2 separate regions of the Homo sapiens genome follow, and region 2 is linked to region 1. A link is a loop called in an ENCODE intact Hi-C map of the cell type or tissue named here. Cell type or tissue: gastrocnemius medialis. All regions are shown on one strand.

Region 1 (4,000 bases):
CCACTGAACTCTAGCTTGGGCTACAGAGCCAGACCCTCTCTCAAAAAAAAAAAGAAAAAAAGAAAAAAAAATCAGGTACATGGAATAAAGTAAAAAGATACATTTAAAAACCTAGTCCCTGCCCAGCACTGTGGCTCGCGCCTATAAACCCAGCACTTTGGGAGGCCAAAGTGGGTGCATCACTTGAGACCAGGAGTTTGAGATTAGCCTGGACAATATGGCAAAACCCTATCTCTACAAAAAATACCAAAAAAAATCAGCTGGTCATGTTGGCATGCACCTGTAGTCCCAGCTACTCGGGAGGCTGAGGCAGGAGGATCGCTTGAGCCCAGAAGGTTGAGGCTACAGTGAGGCATGTTTGCACCACTGCACTCCAGCCTGAGTAAGGGAGTGAGACTCTGTCCTCAAAAAAAAAAAAAAAAAAAAAAAAAAAAGTGCTGCAGCAAGTTTTTACTAGTTTTATGAAATACAGTCCACATACCATAATATTCAGCCTTTTAAACTGTACAATTCAGTGTTTCTGTGTGTATTCACAAGGTGTGGTATATTCACCACTATGTAATTATAGAACATTTTTGTCACCTCCCAAAAGAAATCTCGTATCATTAGTAGTCATTCCCCATTTTCCCCTCCCATCAGCCCCTGGCAATTACTAATCTACTTTCTGTTTCTATAGATTTGCCCATTCTGGACATTTTATATAAATTGGAATCATACAACTTGTGACAATTAGCATCTGGCTTCTTTCACTTAGTATAATGTTTTCAAGACCCATCTATGTTGTGGTATGTATCAGAACTTCAATCCTTTTTATGGCTAATATTCCATTATATGGATATAGCACTGTTTTCATCCACTCATCTGTTGGTAGACATTTGGGTTGTTTCCACTTTTTGGTTACTGTGAATAATGATGCTTTGGACATTTGTGGACAAGTTCTTGGGGACATGTGTTTTGCTCAGTTTTCCACAGAACCATTTTACATTCCCACCAGCAATGTATGCGTGTTCCAATTTCCCTACAGCTTTCACAACCCTTGTTATCGCCTTTTTTATTAAAGCCATCCTAGTGTGAAGTGGCATCTCACTGTGGTTTTCATTAGCATGTCCCTAATGACTCATGATATTGAGCATCTTTTCATGTGTTTTTTGGCCATTTGTGTCTTTTCTCTAGAAACCGTGTATTTAAATTGTAGTATGTCCTTAAAGACAACTTCATACTGTGGCTCTCATTTTAGCAAATTCAGGTTGAAGGTTCAGGCATCATCACCCAGTTAAGTTATCTTACTTTTTTTTTCAGTGTAGAAATGAATGCATAAATAAAAACAGGCTTATGTGATCCTTCTAAGAGATTATTTGCAGTTTCAACATGGCACACTGAGAGGGTAAGATGATTTTTATTTCTGATTGTTCTCTGGGCCACCCATACACCCTGCAAAAGGAAAACTATAAGATTATTACAACTTCATCACGTGTGTGTGTGACTCACACTCAAAGATTCACTACTTGAAACTCAGCCTGAAAGCATCACTCTTCATCCCACTCATATTTCCTAGGTAACCAGAATAACCAGATAAAGGAGCTGCACCTGCAGAGAAAACCAAATCCCACTTTCTCCCTGCCTGACACGTTCCCTTCTTGCCTGTGCTGTGAGGGGGTGAGAAGGACTGAAATGATTTGACAGAAAAAGACAGATGCCTTTATTACTAGTATTAAAGTATGTTTTCAGTCACCCTCAAGGGTGGCTGCGATGTCCTGGGTAACATAAGGCCCTCCTAACTAATTATGAAAGTTTTCCTTTTTTAATTTGGGCAGTCATAACAACACAGACATGTCCATTTAAATAAAAAGGTCACCCTGATAAATGAGTAGATGCTATTACTTGAACTTTTCTCATTGCCCTATTTAAAAAAAAACAGTTAAAAGTTCTGTAACTCTACGTACACAGTAGACAGCTCTGAGACAGAAATGCAAACCATCCAGCAGCATATCAGGAAACAGGCAAGGATACATGCATCGTGGACTGAGAGTCAAGAGACCCATTCGCTTTCCACAGCTCCTTTAGGCTCCCTGGGTAACCTCGGAGAAGACAGTGATGAAAACGGTGAAGCCTGAATTTCCAGAGATCCCGTGGGCCCTCTGAAGTGTTTGATGAACACTTTATATAAAATAATTTAGTTATCTTATCCCCAAACTTTAACTCTTAACTATACAAATGGATAAAGAGAACACACTACTGGATTTCTATTGATCACCAGACCCTCTGTGGCAAAGGCTATCAAGGAGATGAGGAGAAACTAAAATTCATTTCAGGCCACAGAGAGGAAGGGAAAAGCCTGCCCAAGGAGAGTGGCCCAGCTTGTGCAAGGACTTGCATCACTCGTTGTCTGCTGATGTGAGAACGTGAATGAACAACAGATGTTCCATCGTCTCTTCCAGGCCAAGAAGAAATGTGCAGACGGGAAAAAAACCGTTTTCCCTAAAGGAAGCCTGCTGGACAACAAAGCAGAGTTCAGGTGTCCTGGAATTTAAATCCTTGACTTCTCCTGATGCTGCCTCCCACGTGTTGGTAATTTTAGGCTCATTACTTGATCTGCAATCTCCTTACATGGGATTGATCCAAATGGGGCTGACGTTCAATTGTTTACTAAAGCGGCCACCTTCTTTCATTGTTAGTGTCTAAACTGATGACCAAGAAGCAGTTTTTACAGATTTTAAGCAAAATTAAAGCAAATTAATAACTAAGAGTAAGACACTTTCCGTCAAAACCCATGAACTGGCAGACTGAAGAAAGAATCCAGGCAGCGATAAGTACAACTATGACATACGTAGCCCACACTTTCATCTGGACCTATAGCCCAGAGAAACAGAACCCCTTTTGATCTGGGGCCAGCCAAACTAGATATTTCATAAATACAGATGCAAATTCAACACCCGTCCCACATGCTCTTTACTGTGACTAGAAATAAATAAGAGCAGCAACAGCAGGTGATGTCTATAAACATTTTATATGTGATCTCACTTACTCAAGATAACAGCCCTATGATGCAGGGCCTGAGAAAAATCCGGCTTAGAGAAATTAATTTGCCCAAGGTCACTGCTTGGATCTAAACCAGGACATGCACTGCCTTTGCTCATAATGCCTCCATAACCTGCCCACTGTGGTAGCCACTAGCCTCACATAGCTACTAAGCACCTGAAATGTGGCTAAGCAGGACTGAAGAACTGTAATTTAAGTAGCCACGCACAGCTATTTCCTATAGTATTGGACAGTATAGCTCTACAGTATGAGGGCTAAATGTGCATATGACTTTATGATCAGAGCCATTAGTATTACTATCACAAGTAACTTTAATTAGAGGAGACTGACAGTGATTATGAGTACGAAGGCAGACAGTTTAGCATAACAGCTTGTAGAATGGGTCCCATCTAGGTTTGAGTACCAACTCTGCAAGTAACTAGCCATGTGATTTGGCCCACTACTTAACTTCTCTAAATCTTAGTTCTTCATCTATAAGAAAGGATCTACACTATGGTACTGTAGAAGGCTATCGTGAGAATTAAAGTATTAGAGCATTTAGTGACCTGAAATATCCTAAGTGCTAAATAAATGTGCTAGTAATAACAACTAAATAATTACTGATTTTTGATTTTTGGCCTTTTTAATATAGAATAAGAGTTGCAATTCCCAGAAAAGGCTACAATAAAGTTATTGTAATGCCCACCTTGTAAATGTACCTTTTGAGTTTAAATGTTTTCTTTTGAAATTAATTTAAATTTACAGCAAAGTTGCTAGTACAAAGGACTCTACTATACCCTTTTAACTAGATTCATCAGTTTTTAAAACCTTGCCACATTTGCTTTATTCTTCTCTATACAACATGTTTTTTTCCTGAATGATCTGACCTTTTAGCCCTTAATCTTAAAGAGTATTAAGTATGTTTCCTAAGGATATTCTCTTACATAAAAACAACATAATTATCAAATTCAAGGAATATAAC
Region 2 (4,000 bases), 90 kb after region 1:
ACCCTCTCCCAACTCCATCACTCCCATTGTACCACTGTGGTATTTCCACTGTACTGCTCTAAGTAAAACTTACGGAAAATAAAGAAACTGGGCATCAATAAAGTCTGTTTAACAGCAACATTATATTTCAGGATCAGATCTAATTTTTGTACCAAAAATATGCCTGAATAATAGAACTGCAACTTAAAAGACTGATTAAATATGTCCACCATGTGTTACGGACTGAATGTGTACCCCCCTAAAATTTGTATGTTAAAATCCTAACCCCAGTGTGATGGTATTGGGAGATGGGGCACGCTAACAGGTGGAGCAATTAGGTCATGAGGACAGCGCTCTCATGAATGGTATGAGTGTCTTAAAAGAGACTCCAGAGAACTCTCTAGTTTGTCTTTTTGAGGACTGTATCCATGTGAGGATACAATGAAAAGTCATCAGTCTGCAATTTGGAAAAGGCCCTTTCCAGAACCTAACCATGCTGGCATCTTGATCACAGACTTACAGCCTCCAGCACTGTGAGAAAAATACATTTCTGTTGTTTATAAGACATACAATCTATGTGTGACTTATATGTGACTTTGTTATAGCAGTCCAAACTAGGTAAGTACTATGGTAACATTTTCAAAGAATACTATTTCCAGTAGTTTCATTCATAATAAACGTGATCCTCTGGTTTATATGCATTATCTCATTTATAATCCTCACAAGAACACAACTGAGACAGGAACTACTGATACTTCAATTTTACAAATGAGGACACTGAGCCTGTGGTCACACAGCCTATGATCTGGACCTGAACCTGTGTGCCTGAATCCAAAACCCAAGGTCACAACTAGTGCACGATCCTGACTCTCTGACCTTTCATATGTCTCTGTCAAGACCACTCTTGACACTGTGGTGGAGAATTACTTTCCCTAAATAAAGGTGCAGCAACCCAACAAAGTTACTCTTCATCTTGATAAAGCCCTCAGGTATTACCCACATTCAGAGGGTAAAATCTCTACAAAATCCTTTTGTTACAAGTCCAAAATGAAAGTTCACTGGAGTGACTCTGTTCCAGCGAAACTCTGCTGGGAAAGCCCAACGGCCTGATGGAAAGGCACAACATCCAATCTTTGGGTTCCAAGACTGCCTCTAACTCTGACATTTAGTCCAAAGGAACAAGGATATTCATTTTACTACATCTCTTGCTCAGCAACACTAGCCTTCAGCCTTAAAGAACATATCTCACAGTACACACTGAGCTTTGAGTTCCTACAACTTAGAGCAAAGGCAGCCAGGCCGATAACTCACTTTAGCAATAGCCTTAGTTACACACCCCTGAGCTCACTCTCCAGGAAAGTCAGAGGGAGTATCAGTTTTCATCATTATTAATGAAGAGTAGATTGAAGAGGATAGCATTACAGCTCTAAAACAGAGGTTCTTAAACATAATTCTAATAAGACAGACATGATGAATCTTGTTCACATTTGGACACACTAGAGTCTTCAAAAGAAACTAGTGAAAACTACAAAAGCAGTGCTGAAAGAAATTAAGGAAAACCTAAACAAATGAATGGGTGTACCATGTTCATGAATAGCAAAACAGATACTACAGGCAACAAATTATGAGCACTTTTCATTCTATCACTTGTAATCCTAACTTCTCTTTCTCCCTTTGAAATATTTTTAAATGCAAATAACCATACTTATTTTAGAATAACCTTGAATTTAGTTTTATCTTTTTGAGGAAAATCATTTAAAGTCTTCAATTTAACTATCAGTTGTAATGTTATTCATGATATCTCACAACCTAACTGGGATATACAAGTAGGTCTTGTTATACAGAATTACCTCTCCAAAATAAAAGCATAATGAGACCTTTTAACCATAATAAAGCAGCAAAGAAAAATCATAGTCTTTTGTCAGTACAAAGGCTTTCATAATTCCTCATAGCTCTCAGATCTGTGTTTCTATCAACTCAAAAAGTTGGCTGGGAGTCATATGACAGAAAGGGTTAAAAATACTAAGCTGCTACTCTAGACCTGCTGGCTGAGGAGCAGGCAGGTTGCCCAGGGTTTCAGGATAGCCCGCCTCACACAGAGTAAACGTAGGGGATGCTGTACACCCAGGAATAAATTCCTCAACCAGTGCATACTCTCCTGAGGCATTCTTGTAAGCTTTTTCCAAGTTGAGTAATAAACAGAAATAATAGATTTTTGGGGGCCTTTCCTGAGTTCAGGGAGATCTGACAACATCACGAAATGTTTCGGCACAGTCCTCTGAAATTTTTCATTAGAATTCTTTTCTTCTGAATCATGTTAATAAAGTAAGATTTGGTCTGGGATTTGTACATAAGTACTTACTCACATGTTGCTCAAGCCCAAAAGGACAAGAAAAAGACGCTGAGGCCTGTCAACAGGAGGCAGGGCCAGGCTCAGGAACTGGAAGATTACTGGATGGATGTTTTCAAACAGAGCTACACACAGCTCCCTTATATAACACTCAATTGGCTTTTAGATAAGTCTGAAATATCCTTCTATACTTTGATCTTCAGCTGTCTCCGTTGCCTTCAGAGTCAACAGAAACTGGCACTTGGCTCCAAAAGCCTCAAATCTCTCTCATCTATAAGGGACAGGGACTTCTATTATTTGTCTACAATTTGTCAAGCTGAGTTAATTATAGGTGTTATCATTCTATATGTCAAATGTAGCAAAATAATGCAAACCTGTTTACCTGTTTCTTCCTTTCCTGCATGTAGTATACCCTGACCTTAAATTGGCATGCACTTGATTTCAAATGAAGATTTTTTTAAACAGCATCTTCCAACTGCAGTAGCAGTTGGAAAATTCACTTTTTGCTGACCTGGGCCACCTAAACAGAGGACATGAGGAACCTGACTTGTTTTATTTTAAGAAGAAAAAACTATTTAAAGCCCTGATCCTGGCTCCTTTGAACATTTAACACTTAAAACCTGAATTGTTACACTACAAACTAGAGTTCCTTTTCCTCTATTTAAGAAGAGGCCCTTGCGAAGAATTTATTTAGTTAATGAAAGTTAAACAATTGTGTTTCTCTCACAAAACAAAAATAAACAAAACCTCTTGAAGATGGTCTCTGGGCTCTCTAGGTCTGCAAGTGTCCATATGAGCTCCCTCACGGAGAGCCTAGAGCAGTACACTGGCAGTTTAGAAAACAATATAGCCACAAGCACTTCTCCAAAAAGAAAAGCAACTCCCCTCTTGGCCCAATTCCAAAACGCAATTGAGCCGGGTAAGGTCCAAGCTAATCTCTGTACCGTCTCTCTGCCAACTTTCTCCTGCAGGCATTAGGTTTTTCAGCATGGGCTTTGCAAATAATCTAACAATTAATTAGTGCTTTTGAATTCACCCCATACCATTAATGGAACACTGCCAGACAGCCTTTGATAGGGTATTTCTAGAGCTAATTAAGCTTGGCAAAACAGAGGACACAAACTTCCTGGCACTCACAAGGGCCAGGCTGAGACCTGGCAGGTGACAGACAGTAAAGTTGTCCTTACAGATAATCCTGGGGTGATGAAAATGGCAGGCTGCTTGGATCAGGCTCTCGGAGTCCTCTATAATATGCCAGACCCTACTCTCAAATTATATAACTATCAGGCTTTTCGCATTTGAGCTATTCTTTCACCCTGAAGACATTTTTTTTCTTCTGAGTGAAGATTTGATACTTAAAAGTTTGGTATTGCTTCTAGTCCACACCCCATCCTGTCACCCCCGAAAAGGGTTAGTTTAGAAAAAAACAAAAAGTTGTATACTAGGTTTTTTTTTACTATATCTTAAAATAAATCTCATCTCAAAATGTCCTTCTTCCAATCAAAGAGTCCTTGCATAATCCAAGATTTCTCACTCCTATAACCTCAGTCACGTGGGAAATCTATTTTTTTCACTATCTAATGTCACACAGAATTCCAGACTGCTCCACATGCATGGACAGCAACATAAACACATTTTTGGGAGGGCTAGAAAAAAGCTAGCAGGGGGGCA

The links. Hi-C counts contacts between places; a loop is a spot of excess contacts. Peaks named below come from ENCODE experiments on the same cell type or tissue, not always from the same donor. Only the 100,000 strongest peaks of a DNase experiment are listed, where the experiment ranks them.
Region 2: it touches region 1 in a loop (2.0-fold over the local background); 3 of 110 quality-filtered maps call a loop at or near these places.

The regions. Positions count from the first base shown.
Region 1 is chr1:91,752,985-91,756,984 of GRCh38, forward strand. All of the region lies in intron 4 of TGFBR3 (transforming growth factor beta receptor 3), which reads right to left. Among named protein-coding and RNA genes, the nearest start is that of TGFBR3, 130 kb to the right of the region's middle. RefSeq lists an enhancer at 1-452. In gastrocnemius medialis, no CTCF peak of the experiment used is centred here; a DNase peak (open chromatin) is centred at 2,387; H3K27ac peaks cover 3,701 bases.
Region 2 is chr1:91,842,938-91,846,937 of GRCh38, forward strand. The region is part of intron 2 of TGFBR3 (transforming growth factor beta receptor 3); the gene reads right to left. Among named protein-coding and RNA genes, the nearest start is that of TGFBR3, 41 kb to the right of the region's middle. In gastrocnemius medialis, no CTCF peak of the experiment used is centred here; DNase peaks (open chromatin) are centred at 2,064, 2,404, 3,224 and 3,504; H3K27ac peaks cover 3,860 bases.